Regions from separate parts of the Homo sapiens genome. Here region 1 is linked to region 2. A link is a loop called in an ENCODE intact Hi-C map of the cell type or tissue named here. Cell type or tissue: Calu3. All regions are shown on one strand.

Region 1 (5,000 bases), 210 kb before region 2:
AACTGTCTATATGTTTATAAATCTCCAGGTGATTCTAATGGGCAGATAAGACTGAGAATTGCTGTCTAAGGCAACCCCTTCATTCTGTCAATGAGGTAACTGGGACTCAGAGCGGTGATGTGACACCTAATTACTGACTAGAACAGGGGTCCTGACACTTGGTCCATCATTGTTCTTTCCTACTTTGAATACATCTTCCACCCTAATGAATGCAAGTGTAATAAGACATATCAGTAACATGGGTGTGTACTACATGTTCATTGTTCTTAGAGGCAAACAAGCCAGTAGCACTCTGGCTTCATCCTCTAATATTGCCGTCTGACAATGACTCTCTGAACCACTAATGTCAAGTGGCATTTACCATGAGCAAGTAATCTCTTTTGGAAGATGGTTTAACTGAACCTGAAGCTTCCAACAACTTTCTATTGCTTAGGTGGGGAAAGACCTTACCTGATGGCTGTGTATATTCCTCTGAATATGTGGAAAAATAAAATATAAGGTATTTCATGTTCCCATGGTTTGGAGTGGCACGATATGGTGGTAAATATATTTTCCTTTGCATTATTCATTAAATATTATATGTGTATCCTCATGCTATATAATTAAAAGCATTGCAAGTATTATGCAGGTGGGTAAAATGATATAAGTTTATAATATGGATGAGAATTTTGTAGCAAACAGTAATTTGTTCATAAGCCCCAGTAGCTTTCAAAAAGAGAAGTGGTAACAATAAAATGGAATTCAAGGTAACGGTAAATATTTTGGAAGACTTTAACTCAGTGTACTTGTGCTATTATTCATTCGTTCTTTCATTTATTCATCACACACTTATTTTACTCTACTGCTCAATGAGTTTCCATTGAGCACTGGCATTCCAGTTTTGAGTGGGAGGTCATAAAGTGTGAAGTATTGATAATAATGCTCTGGATCAAGCTTGTCCAACCCATGGCCTGCCTGTGGCCCAGGACGGCTTTAAATGTGGCCCAACACAAATATGTAAACTTTCTTAAAACATTATGAGATGGTTTTTTTTTATGATTTTTTTTTCTTAGCTTATCAGCTATCATTAGTGTTACTGTGTTTTATGTGTGGCCCAAGACAATTCTTCTTCCAATGTGGCTCAGGGAAGCCAAAAGATTGGACACGCCTACTCTAGATGCTTTGGCATCTGAGCTGCTTTACCTTTTTCAAATATACATGAAACCAGTTTGCACGCAATCAGCAAAATTGCCCTTTCTCCTCTTTATTAGGATGATTTGCAACTAAAAGAAACCTTAAGCCAAAATGGGCTTGAAGAGTAAGGAAATGCATTACTTCATATAGCAAGAAGTCCAGAGGTTATGGAGACTCCAGGGCAGGTTGGCTCTGTGGCTCAGCAATGTCATAAAGACAGAGCTTCTTTTCATCTCTGTCTGTTTTGTCATCTTCAGTGTTGGCTTCATCCTCTGGTTGTTAGCAAAATGGCCCAGCAGTTTGCAGAGTAGCCTCCTGAAGCAGCAGTGACCAAAAGAATAAGAGAGTGTTGCTGTTCTGGGAATCTTAAGTACAATAAAATTCTCCCAATGCCTCCCCAGCTCCCCCAGAAGCCTTTCCCTCATGCCTCACTGACTGAAGCTGCATGTATGTCCATTCGTGAACTACTCATTGGAAGAAGTCCTGGGAAGAGCTTGATTTGCTCAGACAAGTGGTTTCCAACCTTTTATTTCTTAAACTTCTTGGCACATATAGAAATCTATAATATTTGTCTGACGAACTGGGATACATGTTCAGAACTGCTTAAGGCAGCAGTGAACGATCTGAGACCCTAGGCTCTGTGGGGTGGTGACAGCAATGTCTCAGTCACACCTGGAATACATTTGTTATATACTGGTGTGGGAGGGCAGGACTTCACAGACTTTAATATGTACGTGAATCATCTGACAGATGTTGTTTCAGTGCACATTGTGATTGAGTAGGTCTGGGGAAAGGAGATAGCCTGCAATTCTAACAGCTGCCAGATGAGGGCAAAGCTGCTGGTCTGCAGATTACACTTTGAGATGCTAGTGTGTATTAACTAGTGGGAAGGTTTTTTCGTAGGCTGATCACCTAGGGTGGAATGCTTGTTGAGGAGTAAATAAGAATGTCCCCTATATACACTTAATGTTACTCTCTTTTTGATACCTAATTTGACAAAAGTATAATTAATTTTAAATAAAATGTTGAGATGGGAAAATTAAGTAATGTTTTAAGTCACATATCAGAAAGTCTCATCTGCAATGGAAAAATTGGCCTAATACTTTCTCTATGAGGATGCAAGTTGCATTGACCAGGGCTCTTCCTTGACACTTACATTTTTGGCAAAGGGATGATTCTATCTTGCAAGCTATTTTCTGTAAACAACCTTCATGCCTCACTCAAATGATAAATAAGGAAACCCCAAATCAGATAAGCAATACATGCATACAACACATGTTTCTCCTTCTGTTTTCTCTGACCTCTGTAACTATGTAAGCCTCTTTGGGTTATTTATGAATGATTTAAAGGCATAGTAAAATTATGCACATATTAATGAGTGCTCATAAGAATGCTAATGAAGAAAACTAAGCCTAATATTTTCTATAGATTTCTCCAGAATGTTTTGATCCAAGTTAAACCTTCTGTAGACTATTGAAGTTGAAACACCTTTTAGTAATGCTTGTAACAATAGCAGCTGGCAGGGAGAAGTAGAGCTGCATATTATTTTGCAGGAAAGTGAAATAAGAGCCTGTATTTATGAAAAGAAATCCCAGTGAAAATTGTCATTTAAGGAGATTTATATATTTAGATTTAGATATACAGTTGCTATAAAAAGTTTAAAAAGCCCCAGAGGGATGATACATTCAGAAGAGGTGAGGGTAGAATCTTAGCAAGTGCAAGGCAATGAGACATCAAACACTTAAAGCTTGGTTTAGTATGTACATACCCATCTAGTTATTTGCTATTGTTCTACTGTTTTGCATGTGTCTCTCCTGGTTTGTCCTCTAAACTTGAAGATGCTAGAAGGCATGTGTCTTATCTTCTATCGCCATTATGAGTCTCCAAGGGCTGAGCACTTGGAACCACATGAGGGAAAGTCTGTGTGCCTCCAAACAAAAAAGAAAAGAAAAAATAAAAGCTTCAGAGGCAAATAGATTTGTGTGTGTGGAGGGGTGGGGGGTGGGGGTGGGGGCGGTGGGTAGAACTTTTGACATAGTGAAAATATTACATTATTTTCTCTGAGTAAATTGAGTCACTGGAAAATAGTTAGCATGTATATTTAGATACTTTATTTTCAGATTCCGTTTTTGGCCTTATATGAACTTCCCTATGGATTCTTTATGGTGTTTACATTACCCTCTACATCAGTCAGAGCTAGAAACCAGACAGGAAGCATCAAGCCCTGTGAAAGAGAGTAAAAGGGGAAAAGTTTGATTCAGTCCTTTTAATGTATCGGTGTGGTCAAAAGAGATTGGACCTTTTTATTGACTACTGAATTGCTAATTCTGTGTATTTGTCAACTTTTAAAATGTTGGTTTTTATGTAGTTGATTAGGCCATGTCTATATGAAACTGAAACAAATGGCAAGTTCAATAAAGTCCAGGGAAAATAATTTATGAAAATAGAACATTTACTGGTTTGAATGTAAGACCTATCTGGATCTGTCTAGATTCTGGCTCCTCACCCTTGGGATTACAGGGATTAATATTTAAGTCTCCCATGTCTAAGAGATCAAACCAGAAAGGTAATTGAATAGAACACTGAATAATTCTGGCGAGAAAAATTAGTCAAGTTAGCTGCATAACGCTAAATAGAGATAGCGAAGTACTAAGAGAAAGAAAACTGAATAGAAATAGTTTTGTAATGTAAAAGTGAAATATGAACATTCTGAATTCAATATGCGATCCTCTTTGCATGAATTATTATCAGTCATTTGTAATGCACATTATTCAGAACATCGGAAAAATCTTTCCTGACTTATTTCTTAATTAAAAGAAATGAGCATTTTTAGTTTTTATATAATTTATATCATTTACGTGTCACAAAATTCCCATAATTCTGTTGGCCTTAATCATCAAATAAGTATTGCTGTGCTTAAATACAATCACTTTGCATCCCTCCTCTCCAGCAGATGTTATAAAAGAAACTATCACAGCTGGGGGAAATTGATATGCAAAAGTATAAAACTTAGCAGTGAAAAGATTAATTTTTAATGCCCTTGATTCTTGAAAACTTTAAACTTTTTTCACAGTAAGGACAGTGGTTTCATTGTCTGGTGGGCAGTGGACAGGTGATAACGTTCTGCTCTATTTTACTTTGTGATGAACCAAAGAGCACCGGTTGTTTCTCTAATGACTTTGTAAGAGATGCTTCAATGCTGAAACATTAGCTGCATCTTTTGGACTACTATGATGGGGAAGTGAGAAGTAGTTTTAATAACTTGCTAAAATTATCACCATTAGAGTGAATGAAGCACTAAAATATCCATACCAGATGTTTCAAATGGTTAGATTTGGGGGAAAACATACAATTAATTTACATTTTAGTACTAAGTACAAATTTTAATTTACTCTGATTAACTACTTTATAGCCCATCTAGAAGACTATTTGAAGGAGTTATGGAAAAGCTATAAAAGAAGTTGTAATTGAGAGATGACACTTTATTGGCATAGAAGCAGAAGAGTTTTATGCCCAATGCCCATATTGCTTAGAAGGTTCAAGTTTCACTTTCCCAGAACCTATTATTGAATTACAGACTTGGAATCAATATGGGAAGCAGATTAACTCACTTAATTACAACAATTTTCACCAAGGTTTAATCTCTTCACAGACCAGGTAAATGTTCTAATCCATGACCTTATACTTTGTCCTTACTATACTTGCTGAGCAAAAGGATAAACAGATTTCTTGTTACAAATTATTATAAAAGAGACGGGACAAGTGGAAATGGGTGGTTGAGCTCCTCAGCTTTCCCGTGGATGAAAACAAACAAACAAAAAACACTG
Region 2 (5,000 bases):
GGGAGAAAGGAAAGCAAGCCAGAGGTTCTAAAGACAAGCCTCCTAGTTGCTGGCCTCCTCAGTGTTGGCCTTGCTGAGTGCAGTCTTGCCCCTCAGCTCCTCCTCCTGAGGTTCTTTTTTACTGGCCAGAAAGCCTTGCTAAGCTGCTATTCGGCAAAGTACTACCATGTTCAGTGGTCCAGAGATTAATATTTGAGAGGAGGCTGATCTATTCAAAGCCATAAAACTTCTCAGATCTCATGTATTCGTAACTGTGATTTTGGTGTCTGGCAATTGGGAGGTTGCACAATATGAAAAGATGCTTGATAAATGAGGTCCTAATCCCAATGATCCCCAGCACACCACATGGCCCACAAAGGTCCAAGGCCTACCTATTAGTAGCCCCCGCTGGCCACAGTGTCCGTGATTCCAAACATGGTAAGTGGTATAAACATATTTGTGTAAATTTTGAATAGAATATTCCAAGCCTAGATCATAGAGGCTGGCCAAGTTGACGTGTCTCCCAGGTGATAGTATTGTCTCTTTATAGAGATATGACCACCTCTAGCCGTTCTCCTGGCTTTGCATTCTCAACTCCCCAATGCTTAGGATTGTCTAATTTCTCCTTGCCCAGTGGCCTTTAGCAAATGCCCATTAAAGGTAGACTGCCAAAATCTCTGTTTTGGAAGCAACTACATTTCTTACCCCTCTCTTCTTCTTTGCTCCCTTCCCGCAGAAAAAAGAAAACCAAGAGAGGTGGGAGGGAGAAGACTCCTACTGTAATTTCAGATGAACTTCCTTGTACTCTTTTTTGCCATTAAGACAACCCACCCCATCACCACCACCACCATCAGGTTTTACAGGCTGTCACTTTCAGATTGCCTCACCCTCTGGTGTGTGCATGATTTCTTAGCACCTTTAAATGCTGTGGAATGGTATACCCAGGACTCCATGTCAAGTGGGGTTCATGCCAGAGCCTGAGCCCATCAGTATAATTAGAGTCACTGGAACATACTTAGTATAGATAAAGTTAAATTGAATGTTATTCAGATAATTAAGCAATACCCTTTTGAAAATTGGAGAGGACCTGGAAAGCAGGAAATTGAAGGCTGAAGCTCCCTCTGGAGAATATTCTGAATCTTGTTTTTGCATCTCCGCAGCTTCTCTGGTTGGAAGTTGTTTGCCTGCAGCCATCTCTGCCCAGCACTCAGCATATTCTCAATGAGCACCCGCTGCATGCCAGGTGCTAGGGTGGGGGGCACTGAGAGAATCTGCAGTTCCTTTTAGGGTTTCTGCCAAAACCATTTTTAATTTATTTCTTTAACTTGTATGATTTGCTTCAAACATCAATCAAAAAAATAATTTTACTCCTCAAATTAAAACTTGAGCATTTTAAACTAGGAGTTTCTCCCTACAACCATTTTAATTTTATCAACTTTTTATTGCAGTAAAATTCACATAACATAAAATTCACAATTTTAGCCATTAAGTGTAAGAAGCCAGACACAATAGACCAGATACAGCATGATTCCATTTAAGATATCAAAATCTATTTGGGCAGAAAGTTAATTGATGAATGGCTACCAGGGGCTGAGAGCAGGGTGAAATGGGGGAGGGACTGCTTGGAAGAGTGCAGAGTTGCCTTTTGGCACGATGAAAATGTTCTGGAGCTAGATAATGGTGATGGTACACATGCTGTGACTGCCAAATGCCACTGAATTGTATAGATTAAAATCTTTGTTTTTTACGTTAGATTCACTCAGAATACAAAAATTAATTCATATGTGCAGACAAAAAATGTCATTTCTACCAAGTGCTAAATGAATGCCATATATATATATATATATATATATATATATATATATATATATATGCGGACAGTGTGGTGAAAAGGTTAAAAGCTCAGGTCTGTGTGTTAGATTTGCTTAGAATTCAGGTTCTGCCACTCACTCAGTGACCTAAGGGAAGGTAAACAGCCTTGGTAGTCCTTCTCTGTAAAGTAGCAATAATTCTAATGCCTCCCTTGCAGGGTTGTTCTGGGATGTTTTGAGAGATTTTGTGTAAAACATTCAGCACAGATCTTGGCACTTAGTATGCATCGAATAAGCAATAGATGCTAATATAATATAAAAGCATGGAAGGTTGGAGACAGGGAGAGAGATGAAGCCGGGCTGTGTGGGCAGGGCAAAGCAAAGACCTTGAGGAGAGAGGATAAGTGTGGTGGTGAGAGAAGTTAAGTGGCAGAATTAAAGGTTACAAGCATTTATAAATACAAGTTAAGATTTCCCCATACTAAGAAACAAGAAGTGTACTGCAGGGTGTTTTGCCCCATATCTTGGGCATCACTGTGTGATTTGGGAATGTTGTTAACTTAAGCTTTTCTCTCCATGAGAAGGAAAAGCAGCCTTCTCTGACCTGGCAAAGTTGTGGACTTCAGGTAAAGCAGAGACCAGGTGAGAATGGCTTTGCACGGAGTAGAATTGGTTAAATTTTCCTGACACACTCTGGCATCTTGGCAGCTAAATGTCAGGTTCCAGGTCAGAGCAGAAGTGTGTTTACTTAAAAACAAGACCAGCAGGGTGAGGCCTGGCTGCTCCAGCTGCTTATGATGTTGAGCATCTGTGATGTGAAGGTCACAATAGCTTAAAAATTAGTGAGAAAAGACGTTCCTGTTGTTGTGTATCATCAAGAATATAAAAGGAAAACAACTCTTCTACTAAGTTCCTTCATTCCACTAAACCAATTTTAAGATTGTGAAAAATGATGGCTTCTCCTTAACAAACAGAGGGTGAAAGCATTCAATATTCACAAAAGGGAACCCACACATCTAGAGAAATGAATCTTTTTGTCATTTTACCGCTTAAATTTCTGTATCTCAAAATTGTCTTTGGCAGATGAAACAGAGCTCTATGAACTTACTTGATCTGAGGAATTTTTTTCCCTTTGCAGCAAGAAGCCAAAACCACATCAAAGCACACCTCCCCAACAGAAGCCTCTGACCTTAGCCTACGATGGAGACTTAGACATGTAATCTGAAAAAGAAATCCAAATGTAGACATCAACTGCCTTAACCGCTTTCTCTTTTGTAGCTCTCAGACTTCTCAGTTTTTTGAGGAATCTCAAGATGTGATATATTGGGCAGAATACAAATATTGCAAAAGTAATATTGCCTCAACTTCATTTGGACATGGAGTCAAGGATTATTAGGTCTGCCATTTTGTTTTCAAGTTGTTTGTGGGTGTGTTTTATTTTTTTGGTTTTCCCAAGGGACCTGAAAACCCTTCTCTTCCTGTTTGGAACTGGGAGGAAGAAAACATGATGGAATTCCCACAGACTTGAGTAAACTTGATCTTCAGCAGCATAATGACAATCCAGAGGAAAATACAGTCAAGGCATTTACTCTAAATGACGAGTCTGACACTGCATTGTTACGCACTATATTAGTGCAAAGTCTTTATTCTTCCCATACTTCAACACTGAGTTTTCTAGAGTTTACTTTGGTTTAAAGACTTTCAAATTGGATTGCCTATTTTTCATGAACACAGAGAGAATGGATTACCATTTCAGAAATTCTCTGAGTTTTTAACCTTTAAATATTGTATTTTGTTTTGTAGCCAGGGGATGATGGCGCTTCATGGGTTGCAGCTACTGAAAATAGCAGCGTGTGTGTAATTGCTGGACTAGATGAAAGCTAGGTCATTTCTGAAGGGAATGTGTACTGAATGTTAGAGTGTACAAATGAAATATGTGGTTAAATTGGAGAATGAGGTAGATTATTTGATTACTAAAACTGTATTTTAACAAAAACTTATCCATGTAGATATAGCATTAACCACACACAGTTGTAATTCAGTTTAATGATGACAAACTCTGCTTTTGTAATTTCAATTTTCTTATCTGAATATTTATAAATTCTTCTTTCAAATTTAATTATCTGACCTCATTTAATATACATCAAACACCGATCCTGTTTGTACAAAGTCTTGCTTTTATAAGGTTTCAATAATATCTAAAACAACACATTAAAAAGCTGAGACCATTTTATGAAGATAATTGTTTGTAATCATAGGTGTTGAAAGTAAAAAGGTGCCATCTTGTGGTATTGACTTGTATTTATAACAAATAAACTGCTCAAGAGACTGCAGTGTTGGCTGTTCTAGATTTATTCACTTCTGAAGTGCCTTGCCCTTGCTTTGACAAAAACAGTATTAATATCAGTTTTTCAGTGTTTTGGGGGTTGACAGCTGCTATCACTGACAAAAACAAAAAAAGGAATCTTACCCCTCCACACTATCAGGCATACTAGGAAACAGCGCCAGTCACAATGACATAGAGTAGCTTTTAGGGAACATTTAGAGCTCAAATAATATTAGAAAAAACCGCTGTAATCATGCAAACACTGATATGTAAATGATGTGAGAGAAGGAAGAAAATGGAAATGTTAGAAATGTGACACAACGACCAGATTAAAGGATGTTTTCATTTACACTGTAACCTCTATTAACCATTTAACACCTAGGTAAGCCCTCCAACTAGCTGATTGTGTGCAATGATATACCATAATTTTAAAATAAGAAAGCAAAAAGAGAATACTTTACTTTATTTTACTAGTATACTTGAGAAAACAATTCCCAGAATTGTGCTTTCAAAAGTTCACTTTAGCTAAAGCATCAGTAGCCTTCTTAGTAGTTTAAGAAAGGCTGCTTTGGAGATCAAACCATGGCTAGGCCCTTTATTGCCTGTGTGACCCCGGACCAGGAATGTAACTTTTCTGTGCCTCAGTTGTTTGACCCACAAAATGAAGATAATAAAATTATGTTCCTCTAAAGTTAGACACTAATAATAAATGTAAAATCCTTAATATTCACCACATATCAAAAGTGCAATAAATATTATCCACAATTAATTAGTATTGTATATTCAGAGTTAGGACCCTTAGGTCATTCAAGTTTTTCATTCATTACAGATTCAACAATTATCCATATATTTAATTTGTGTCAATAATATTAGACTTTTAGTAC

The links. Peaks named below come from ENCODE experiments on the same cell type or tissue, not always from the same donor. Only the 100,000 strongest peaks of a DNase experiment are listed, where the experiment ranks them.
Region 1: a loop joins it to region 2, with 4 times the contacts of the local background. A loop is called at or near these places in 8 of 110 quality-filtered maps.

The regions. Positions count from the first base shown.
Region 1 is chr2:137,465,461-137,470,460 of GRCh38, forward strand. All of the region lies in intron 15 of THSD7B (thrombospondin type 1 domain containing 7B), which reads left to right. Among named protein-coding and RNA genes, the nearest start is that of HNMT, 500 kb to the right of the region's middle. In Calu3, no CTCF peak of the experiment used is centred here; a DNase peak (open chromatin) is centred at 2,001.
Region 2 is chr2:137,673,596-137,678,595 of GRCh38, forward strand. It overlaps THSD7B (thrombospondin type 1 domain containing 7B), which reads left to right. Exons shown (of 28, transcript NM_001316349.2): 28 at 2,929-4,123. The coding sequence ends at 3,010. Among named protein-coding and RNA genes, the nearest start is that of HNMT, 290 kb to the right of the region's middle. In Calu3, no CTCF peak of the experiment used is centred here; a DNase peak (open chromatin) is centred at 2,546.